Regions from separate parts of the Homo sapiens genome. Here region 2 is linked to region 1. A link is a loop called in an ENCODE intact Hi-C map of the cell type or tissue named here. Cell type or tissue: tibial artery. All regions are shown on one strand. Each heading gives the region's core, and the rest is flanking DNA. Links, peaks and the distances in the headings are about the cores only. Region 1 overlaps LTBR (lymphotoxin beta receptor). Region 2 overlaps TNFRSF1A (TNF receptor superfamily member 1A).

Region 1 (7,115 bases), core at 4,616-7,115:
GGAAGCATATTATGGCTTCTCTTTGGCATATCTGAATGACCAGTATCACCACTCTTGCACTTTGAGGCCATTATGAAGTAAAATAAGGGTGACTTGAACACAAGCATGCAATATCTCAACAGTTGGTCTGATCACTGGGAAGGCTTGTAAGTGACTAAGGGGTAGGGAGCGTCTGCAGGGAGGAGATGCTGGACAAAGGGAGAATTCATGTCTTGAAGGGACAGGAGTAGTGTTACCAACCACAGGGCCTTGGGGGTTGTTAATGCAATAGAAGTTAACATGAGGCCAAAAGAGTTTTCCCAGACAAGGCTTTATTAGAGCTTATGCAGGGCATAAGGGAGGCAGCACGAGAGAGAGAATTCTCTGGCTGGCTCCTGGAAGAGACTCAAGAGAACTAAAGGAACTAAAGGAGAATTAAAGGAACTAAAGTGGGAAGGGAGTGAGTTTGAGCAGGTAGAGATGAGGAAATTTTGGCACCTGTTCAGTTTGATAACATGCTTCTTTATGCATCGTGTGTCTCATTAGCATGTTAAGTCTCCACCCCGGTGTGATTTTTAGTATTATAATGAAGATAAGGCAAAGGAGCGCTCATTCTTCTGGTCCTGTGGTATACATACGGGAGATAGGGTTAACTCCTTTGAGTAAGATTCAAGGTGGGAGCTGCTTATTTTAATTTCTACAACTAGTGGGTTTGGCACCTGGAGTAAGATTTATGGTGGGACGTTGTTCATCTTAGTCTCTCTAAGGGTCTGCGATGAGTGGGTATAGTACCTTGAGCAAGATTCATGGTGCAAGGTCTGGACAGTCTGGTTGGGGTCCTCACTGGCCACACACCCCCACCCCAGCTTACAATAGAGGTTCTTGGTAGGGCACGAGTGGGGCCCGAGTCCCATCCCTACTCTGTCTCAGTAGGACAGCTTGAGGTTTCATCATGCTGTTCAGAACAGTGCACAATTTAAAACAGATGAATTGTTTCTTTCCGGAATTTTCCATTTAATATTTTTGGACCACAGTTGACAGCAGATAACTGAAACCATGGAAAGCAAAATCACAAACAAGAAAAAAAAATAACAAACAAGGGGGGACTACTGTAGTACCATCTGTAGAAATAAAAAAGCAAAGGAATCTATTTATATATATTTGTTTGAATATGCATAAATTACCTCTGGAAAAGCATCAGAAACAGTAACATTGGTTGCTTCCAGAGCAGGGACCTTGGTGGTTGGGGGATAGGAGTGAAAGAGAGACATTTCACTGTTTACTCTTTGATACTTTTTGAATTTTGACCCATGTGAATAAATCAACCATCCGAAAGAGAGGAAATAAATACAATTAAAACTAAAAAAGAAAAGGAACACCAAACACTATGATTTACACAAATGGGAACTTTTTTTTTCTCTCATAAAAAGAAGCCCAGGAGTAGGTGCTGTGCTTACTTACTGTTGATTTGGGTCTCAGTGATGCCTTGGGAGCCAGGTTCTGTCCTTTCTTCCAGGTCCTCAGAGGACTGGCTTTTTATCCCCGTGGCGGTTTCCTCATGATGGTAAGATGGCTGCCACAGCTCAGGAGTGATGTTGTCACACGCAAAATCCCCAAAACAAAAAATAAGGGCCAAGGCAAACCAAAAACTTTCTCCTAATGGTGCTTTATACCCTGGAAAGGAAGACTTCCCTGTGCATGTCATTGTACAATTGCAAAGAAGAATGAGTTTATTGGCTCCTGGGATTGGGGGAAGGGCCTCTTCTCCTGATGTCACGGAATCTCTGCTCTAGTACAAAAATGCGGTTCTGTCCTTAGGAAATGTGCAGAAGTCTGTTGGACAGGCAGCAGAAAGAGTCCACCACAGCTGTCTATGTGAACCGCTTTATCTTTTGAAAAGGGAAGTTCTTACTGACCCTTGTTGGGCTGACCCTGCCGGTACTCACAGTGCTTCCTGCGGGAAAAGACTAGAGTGAGTCTCCTGTGAAGTCTCAGACTGGTGGGGAAGCCGAACGCCCACCTCCCATCCACTGTGTCCACTGGAGAAACCGAGCATCCAGGGACTCCTCTGCGTGTGGCACTGTGCGGGCTTGGGGAGGAGTGGCGTGGTCAGAAAGCAGCCATCCCCTTACCGTCCTCATGGTTTTTCTTGGCTCTGCCATCCCAGGGGATGCAAAGCTTCACTCCAAGTTCTGGGATATTCAGGGTGGTAAACTTGCCACAGGATTGTTGCTAGTTGAAATTCTGTTGGGGAGGAGAGAAGCCGGAGAACTCCTACTTTGACATTGTGTTGATGCCACTCTCAAAAAGGGAAATTCTGAATTACCCCATCCTCCCCCATCTCCCTGTGCTACTGCTCTGTCCCCAGTTCCATCCACCTTTCTTCTGGACTACAGCCTTGGCCCCCTAACGGGTGTCCCACCCCCGTGTTGATGTGGGTTGGACTTGGTGTTAGCTTTCTCCTCCCTGTGGTAGAGGATTAGGGTTCTCACAACCAACAGTTACCCCATTGTCAACTGCCATTGCATCCTGTTGCATCTTTTGAAGACCACCATCAAGAGGCTGTCTTTGTTGGTTTTCTGCCAGCTTTTCCTTGTAGACAGGAGCTCCCCTCTACGTGGCCTGTGCTCTGTGGATGTGTCCTGGAGCCTGTACTGACTCCACACTGGCAAAATAGACATGGGTAATGCTGTGGGTGGAACTGTGTCTCCCTCCAAAATCCACGTGCTGAAGCCCTAACTCCCAGGACCTCAGAATGGGGCCTTATTTGGAGACAGGGGCTTTAAAGAGGTGACTAAGTTAAAATGAGGTCATCAGGATGGGCCCTAATCCACTAAGAGAAGATTAGGACACACTCATGCACAAAGGCAAGACCATGTGAAGACATAGGTGGCAGGAAGGCCACCATTAGCAGGCCAAGGACAGAGGCCTCAGAGGACACCAACCTTGCCAACACGTTGACCTCTGACTTCCAGCCTCCAGAGCTGTGAGAAGATAAATCTCTGCAGCTTAAGCTATCGAGTCTGCAGTACTTTGTTATGGCGGCCCTAGAAAATTAATTTAGGCAGCCCAGGTGCAGTGGCTCATGCCTGCAATCTCAGCTCTTTGGGAGGCTGAGGTGGGAGGATCACTTGATCCCAGGAGTTTGAGACCAGCCTGGACAACATAGCAAGACCCCACTTCTTAAAAAAGAAATTAAAAAAAAATTAGCCAGGTGTGGTGGCACGCATCTGTAGCTCTAGCTACGTGGGAGGCTGAGGTAGGAAGATCATTTGAGTCTAGGAGCTGAGGCTATATGAGCCACGATTATACCACTGCACTCAAGCCAGGGCGACACAGTAAGACCCTGTCTCTAAAAAAATACAGGCAGGTATAATTATAAATTTGAATGGTGTCACAAAGGGCTGTGCTTCAGCATCATTTCTTTCAAAATATTTTCCTCCTTTTATTTTGTTGAAAAAAATGTATAAAATTTGTTTTTTATCTAAACACATTAGAACAATTATTAAGAATTCATGAGGTCTGGCCCCAGCATATTGCAGGGGCAGGAGGATTTAACTTTATTTAAAGATACAGCTCACCATTATTTACTTTTCAAAAAAGGAAGTTGGATGTGATATTTTCACAGTCAACCTTAAATGACCCATCCACTCCATTGGATCAGACGCCTTCTGAGGTGTGTGTTTTGCAGCCGCCCCACCCTGATGAGCTCCAGCGACAGAGTTCCTCATATCAGACCCATGAGAGTGGCCTTTTATGGAAGGAGCAGCCGGCTGGCAGCAGCTCCCTAACAATCCTGCAAGCTAAGATCCTCTCGACCGAGCACAGGAGAGAATTCAGGGGCAGGGAGGGGCAAACATTTACTAATAAGAGGGCTTGAGAAGATTTAAAGTCCTTTTTGGGGGTAAAAATAAAAGAAGACAAAAAGAAACCAAAAAAGTAAAAATCATAAATACTCTTTCTGAACCAAAAGGAGGCCAGCCTAGATTTCTGTTCACCAACAAAATGTGAACTTGGCCTCTCTCATTTTATGTCTAAAGTGCACACCTCAGGTCAGGCACGGTGGCTCTCACGCCTGTAATCACTGCATGTTCAGAGGCCAAGGCAGGAGGATTGCTTGAGCCCAGGAGTTCGAGACCAGCCTGGGCAACACAGGGAGACCTGATCTCTACTAAAAATACAAAAAATTAGCTGGGCGTCGTGGCACACACCTATAGCCCCAGCTACTTGGGAGGCTGAGGTGGGCGGATCCCTTGAGCCAGGAGTTCAAGGTTGCCATGAGCCATAATAGTGCCACTGCACAACAGCCTGAGTGACAGAATTAGATCCTGTCTCAAAAAAAAAAAAAAAAATTGCACACATTTCCCTTCAATCAACCTTGGAGAACATTTTTCACTTCGCGTGTGGCTAGATGTTTGAGAGTTGACTGAAAAGTAACACCTGCGGAACATGCAAGAGATCTGATTATTTGAGAAGGCCAGACCATTCTACCCGTTCAAAGAAATTCTGGAAGGGCGTGGTATATGAAGGCTTTTTTTTCCCCAAGAGGCCTCTAAAAGCCAGACGAACTAGGTGCAAATCCCAGCTTTGTCATTTGCAGCTGAATTGGGAAAGTTACCGCTCTGTGCCTCAGTTTCCTCATTTGTTAAATGGGAATCATATCTACCTTAGGGAGTTATTGTGAAGATTAAGTAAGTTAGTACTGTAAAGCATTGAGAACACTGCCTGGCACGTTGTCAGCCATCACTGACGAGACTGTTATTACCTGGACTATACTCACCAGCTCCTCACTGAAATATCTTTATGGGATTATATTTTAGTGTCTTGACCTTTGTCTTTGAGATTGTCTCCATGGAATAGTGTTTCTGTATAAATCCCAAGAAAATAAATTATCTAGGTCCCATTCTTTTTATTTGCATGTGGTTACAATATAAATACACTTGCCATTTTCCTCCCCTTCCAAAACTCTTCCCCATACCTAGGAATCCTACCCAACCCCCTAGTTGTTAATGACTCCCTTTCCTCTCCTCTAGGAGGGGAGGGAAGGAGCGTCCTCCCTATAATTTCATCTTCATGCAGGGTCTACCTCAGTCCACGTGAAGTGTGGAACCCCAAAGGGTCTCTGAAGCTTGGGGATGAGCACCACGAATCCTTTAGAGGGGCCCGTGACGTCCTTGCAGGTGACCGTGTGGCGGCTCCCTCGGTGCCGTGCTCCGGTGCGGCGTGCCGTAGTGGGCAGCAGTTGGTATCATGTGCCCTGTCCGTGCCTGAGGCTGAGCAGCCCCAGGGGGTGGGTGGGTCTGCCGGGAGGCCTCAGGTTTGCTCAGGCAGTAGGGAGAGTCCTGTGGAGGGCACCGTACCCAGCCAGTGCCCACCTGCTCTCAGAGGTGTCTGAGCCTTAATCCCTTAGGGCTCTGCTTCCCCGGGCCCTACTCAGGCCCCTGTGAATCCCACGTGGGCAGGGCAGCCTCAAGGGAGAAGGTGCCCTTGTGCCCCCCTTCTTCTGCCTTTTCTCAGACTCAGTCAGTCATGGGTGATAAATTGGTTCCTTGGGCCCCTGTTAGAGGGTGTGGCACCACAGTGCTCTGTCTCCGCTAGGTGCCAAGCCTTGCCATCTTCCTGGTGGGGTGTAGAGAGCCCGGGAGGGCCAGGGTCCCCCTCTTCGGGAATGGGGTATGGAGGTTCGGGGGTAGCTGGGAGGTCTCCAGGACCCGGTGGTCCCCCCAGTACTGGTCCATTGTAGATGTAGATGTTGCCAGTGATAGTCATAGACCCGCCGGTGACATGAATGCCATTGGTACCTGTAGGAAGGGAGGCAGAGTGTTGAGGAAGGAAGGCCCCCAGTTCAGGCCCGCTGCTTCTTGAATTCTTGCCTTCTTCTCGCCTTTCCCCTGGCCCCGCCCCTCTCCTGCTTGCTGCTGGTTTATTGAGCTTCTGTGTTCATTTCTCTGCTTCTGGGTTTTCCAGTCTCTTCCCTCTTCTCTAGTTGTGACACTGACTGGCAGCGGAGTCTCTGTCTGCCTCTGTTTTGGTCTTTTTATTTCATCTGGCCCACAGTCTCTCCCTGCCAGCCATCCCTCCCTCCCCATCCTTCCTCTCTTCTCCCTGCCCCAGGCTCACCGTGGGCCACCTGGCTCTGCTCCCCGGGTTCCAACTGCGGCTCCCTGGTCAGGTCCAGAGGACTCTGCTGTTGCGGCACCCCTGCCTCCAAAACTGGGGCTGCGGGGAGCCCAGTGGATACTGGGGAAACATCTCCAGAAATGGGTAGCAGTGGCTGTACCAAGTCAGGGAAGTATGGATGGGCCTTCGGAGGCTCCCAGCTTCCAGCTACAGGATTGGGTCCCTCTCCCTGCAGGAAAGAGATGGAGACCCAAACAATGATGAGGGCCCCAGACCCTTTTTTCTCTCTCCCTCCCTCCCTCTTCTTTCTCTCTTTCTCTTTCTTTCTTTCCTTCCTTCCTTTCTCTCTCTCTCTCTCTTTCTCTCTCTCTCTTTCTTTCTTTCCAGACAGGGTCAGGGTCTGTCACCCAGGCTACAGTGCAGTGGTGCAATCATAGCTCACTGCAGGCTCATGAACTCTTGGACTCAAGTGATCCTCTAGCCTCAGCCTCCTGAGTAGCTGGGACTGTCTGGCTAACTTTTTTTTTTTTTTTTTTTTGAGACAGAGTCTCACTCTGTCACCCAGGCTGGAGTGCAGTGGCATAATCTCAGTTCAACTGCAACTTCCGCCTCCACGGTTCAAGCAATTCTCCTGCCTCAGCCTCCTGAGTAGCTGGGATTACAGGTGCCTGCCACCACGCCCAGCTAATTTTTGTATTTTTAGTAGAGATGGGGTTTTGCCATGTTGGCCGGGCTGGTCTCAAACCCCTGACCTCAGGTGATCCACCCGCCTTGGCCTCCCAAAGTACTGGGATTACATGTATCATGGATCGGCATGTTTGGGGGTGGTGCGGGTGCCCTCCTGTTCAGAGACCAGGATTGGGCAGGCTTGTGCGTGCAGGATGGGAGCTTGGGCGTGAGCCACTGCACCTGGCCCTGCCTGGCTAACTTGGAACAACATTTTGGGTAGAGATGGGGTCTGGCTGTGTTGCCCAGGCTGGCTCATCTTTCTTTAGTTCCCACACCCCACCGCATGC
Region 2 (3,329 bases), core at 830-3,329, 59 kb after region 1:
TCCTTTAGCTGTGCCGCACTTCTCCCTACAGGCCAGGAGAAACAGAACACCGTGTGCACCTGCCATGCAGGTTTCTTTCTAAGAGAAAACGAGTGTGTCTCCTGTAGTAAGTGAGTATCTCTGAGAGCTGCTGGGCACTGGATGGTGGCATGGGTTGGGACGGGTGACTGGTGGGAACCATTAGCTGGGCAACAGATGCCAGGATGCCCCAGAGTGCTCAGGGTCCTACTGGCTGAGTAGGAGACACTTCGTTAAGACACCAGGCAGTCCTTCCCCTTGCTCTTCAAATCTGAAGAAGTCTTTGAGGATGGAAGATCATGCCCCAAGGGCTGGCAGCCCTTCCAACTCAGATATGTAGATTCTTGGATCTACGATAGCTCATTGGTTCTAGGACATACACTCTTATAGCTCTGAAATCAAACCTCCTATAACTGGTGACTCATCATGGTTGAATTGGCAGCTCTGTTTGCGTCTGGGTAGTAATGTAAAGAAAAGTGCCTTTTATTCTTGATGGCGTCTTAGGTTTGATGCAATATGGTATTTCCTCATTAGTCACTGTCCAGGCCTCCTTACTCCTGGCTCCACAGAGGCTGTTCTTGTCACTCACTTGCAAAGAATAAACTCTGAGGGCTCTCAGAGTTTGAACCCCAGCATAGCCACTTACTGGCTATGTGACGTTGGGCAAGTTTCTTAACATCTCTGAGCCTGACTTTTCTTTTGGTGTTTTTTTTTTTTTTTTTTTTTTGAGACAGGGTTTCACTCTGTCACCCAGGCTGGAGTGCAGTGGTGCAACCGTGGCTCAGCCTCCACCTCCAGGGCTCAAGCCATCCTCTTGCCTTAGCCTCCTGAGTAGCTGGGATTAGAGGCACACACCACTACACCCAGCTAATGTTTTACTTTTTGTAGAGACAGGGTCCTACTATATTGCCCAGGCTGGCCTCGGACTCCTGGGCTCAAGCGATCTTCCGCCTCAGCCTCCCAAAGTGCTAGGATTACGGGCATGAGCCACCACGCCTGGCCTGGGCCTTAGATTTCTTATATTTAAAGTAAGCATAATGACATTCATTTGGTGAATTTGTGAGAACCAAAAACAAAGAAACAAACAAAACCTACAACACGTCTGACACAAAACTATTTATTTTCCATTAATCTTCTTTTTTTTTTTTTTTTTTTTTTTTGACACAGAGTCCTGCTCTGTCGCCCAGGCTGGAATGCAGTGGCGCGATCTCGGCTCACTGCAACCTCTGCCTCCCAGATTCAAGCAATTCTCCTGCTTCAGCCTCCCAAGTAGCTGGGATTACAGGCACGTGCCACCATGCCTGGCTAATTTTTGTATTTTTAGTAGAGATGGGGTTTCACCATCTTGGTCAGGCTGGTCTCAAACTCCTGGTGATCCACCTGCCTCTGCCTCCCAAAGTGCTGGGATTACAGCCGTGAGCCACTGCACCCAGCCGGCTTCATCTCTTCTTGAAATCACTTTTATACCATTCTATGTGGTTCTCACCATGAGCTTGAGTGGTGGGCTAAAGTGCCTCTCCCTGCTTTCAGCTTCCTGCTGGGAACTCACTCTCTCAAGTTCCTTCCAGCACCACCCCATAGAGTTCCCATCACTCCACACTGTCCAGTGACAACTCCCAACATGGAAGATCTGCTAGTTCTACAGGGTGCTCTCTGGCTGCCCCAGTAACATGTGTTTTTAAATTTTTCACATGCATGTTTGACCCCGACTCCCCGAAGTCAGGTACTGTAACTAGCAGTGTCATTTAAGAAAAAGCCCTTTAACCTCTCTTTGCCAAAGGATTCTTATCAGCAAAACAGTGATGAAACAACAATCCCATAACAGCTAGCTGGCTACCTTCTCAAGCACTTATTAAATGAGGCATAATGATTTTGCTTAATCCTCAATCCTGAGAGGTGGGCGATCCCTGTGGTGATGAGGAAACCGAGGCTTGGGGGTTAATGGCTTGCCTAGATTCACACTGCTAGCCAAGGAATGAACTGGAATTTACACCCTGACCCTGACTGCTTTTCACATTTTCTACACAGCCTTTTCAAGATCCCTGCCAATTCTAAAATTAAATGATTCTATGATTAACTGTGTTTCATTCTTCTGCATCAGTTCCCAAAACAAATTATATCAAGAGACAGCAAAAATATTTGTAAAGAAAGGATGTCCAACAATCTGTGTGGTTGTTTTTCTGTGTTCCTCCAATGGTAGGGCCTCTGTTCACCAGTGCCGTCTCTTCTTTTAGCTGTAAGAAAAGCCTGGAGTGCACGAAGTTGTGCCTACCCCAGATTGAGAATGTTAAGGGCACTGAGGACTCAGGTGAGGAGAAGTGACCTGGTGCCCATGCTCACCTGCCCTCTCCCTCTTCTTGCCCCCACCCGTCCATCCATCCCACCCATCCATCTATCCCTGCGGCCCCCCTCTGCCCGCTCCTCTGACCAACACCTGCTTTGTCTGCAGGCACCACAGTGCTGTTGCCCCTGGTCATTTTCTTTGGTCTTTGCCTTTTATCCCTCCTCTTCATTGGTTTAATGTATCGCTACCAACGGTGGAAGTCCAAGCTCTACTCCATTGGTGAGTGGGGGCTTTGGGAGGGAGAGGGAGCTGGTGGGGGTGAGGGAGGACATGGGTGGGTGCGATGGACATGTGTGGAGGGAGGTGAGGAGTGTCCCCTCAGTTCATACCGCTGGGGACTCTGGGCAGAAGGTGGCCCTGGATGGCTGGGGAGATGTCGAGCTGCATCAGTAGCTCTCTCGTCCCTGGGGCCACATAGGCCCTGAGGCATGTCACCACAAGTCCCCACTGCCAGCTGAGTCCAGGGTGCCAGGGCTGAGAGAGGAAGTGAAATTTATGATGCTTTCTTTCTTTTTCCTCAGTTTGTGGGAAATCGACACCTGAAAAAGAGGTGAGATGAAATGAGAGAGTTACTCCCAAATGTCCCTGACCATTCCTTATAATTGCCTAATGCTCAGATCCCCTGGAATCATCCTTCACTTTCCGGGGGCTCGCCTCATTCCCTCTAAGTCCCAACCCCCACGTAGAATAAAGAGGGCCGGGGCTGGTTTTCGCTGCCGCACTAATGCTGCGCCACCTTCTCTCTTTCAGGGGGAGCTTGAAGGAACTACTACTAAGCCCCTGGCCCCAAACCCAAGCTTCAGTCCCACTCCAGGCTTCACCCCCACCCTGGGCTTCAGTCCCGTGCCCAGTTCCACCTTCACCTCCAGCTCCACCTATACCCCCGGTGACTGTCCCAACTTTGCGGCTCCCCGCAGAGAGGTGGCACCACCCTATCAGGGGGCTGACCCCATCCTTGCGACAGCCC

What was found. Hi-C counts contacts between places; a loop is a spot of excess contacts. Peaks named below come from ENCODE experiments on the same cell type or tissue, not always from the same donor. Only the 100,000 strongest peaks of a DNase experiment are listed, where the experiment ranks them.
Region 2: a loop joins it to region 1, with 6 times the contacts of the local background. A loop is called at or near these places in 64 of 110 quality-filtered maps.

The regions. Positions count from the first base shown.
Region 1 is chr12:6,389,325-6,396,439 of GRCh38, reverse strand. It overlaps LTBR (lymphotoxin beta receptor), which reads right to left. Exons shown (of 10, transcript NM_002342.3): 9 at 6,100-6,328; 10 at 4,874-5,780. The coding sequence ends at 5,503. Among named protein-coding and RNA genes, the nearest start is that of LTBR, 8.7 kb to the right of the region's middle. RefSeq lists an enhancer at 4,967-5,779. In tibial artery, for the core only: no CTCF peak of the experiment used is centred there; DNase peaks (open chromatin) are centred at 5,429 and 5,969; H3K27ac peaks cover 58 bases.
Region 2 is chr12:6,329,850-6,333,178 of GRCh38, reverse strand. It overlaps TNFRSF1A (TNF receptor superfamily member 1A), which reads left to right. Exons shown (of 10, transcript NM_001065.4): 5 at 32-110; 6 at 2,253-2,326; 7 at 2,468-2,581; 8 at 2,884-2,912; 9 at 3,113-3,329. Among named protein-coding and RNA genes, the nearest start is that of TNFRSF1A, 11 kb to the left of the region's middle. RefSeq lists an enhancer at 2,812-2,941. In tibial artery, for the core only: no CTCF peak of the experiment used is centred there; no DNase peak of the experiment used is centred there; H3K27ac peaks cover 2,500 bases.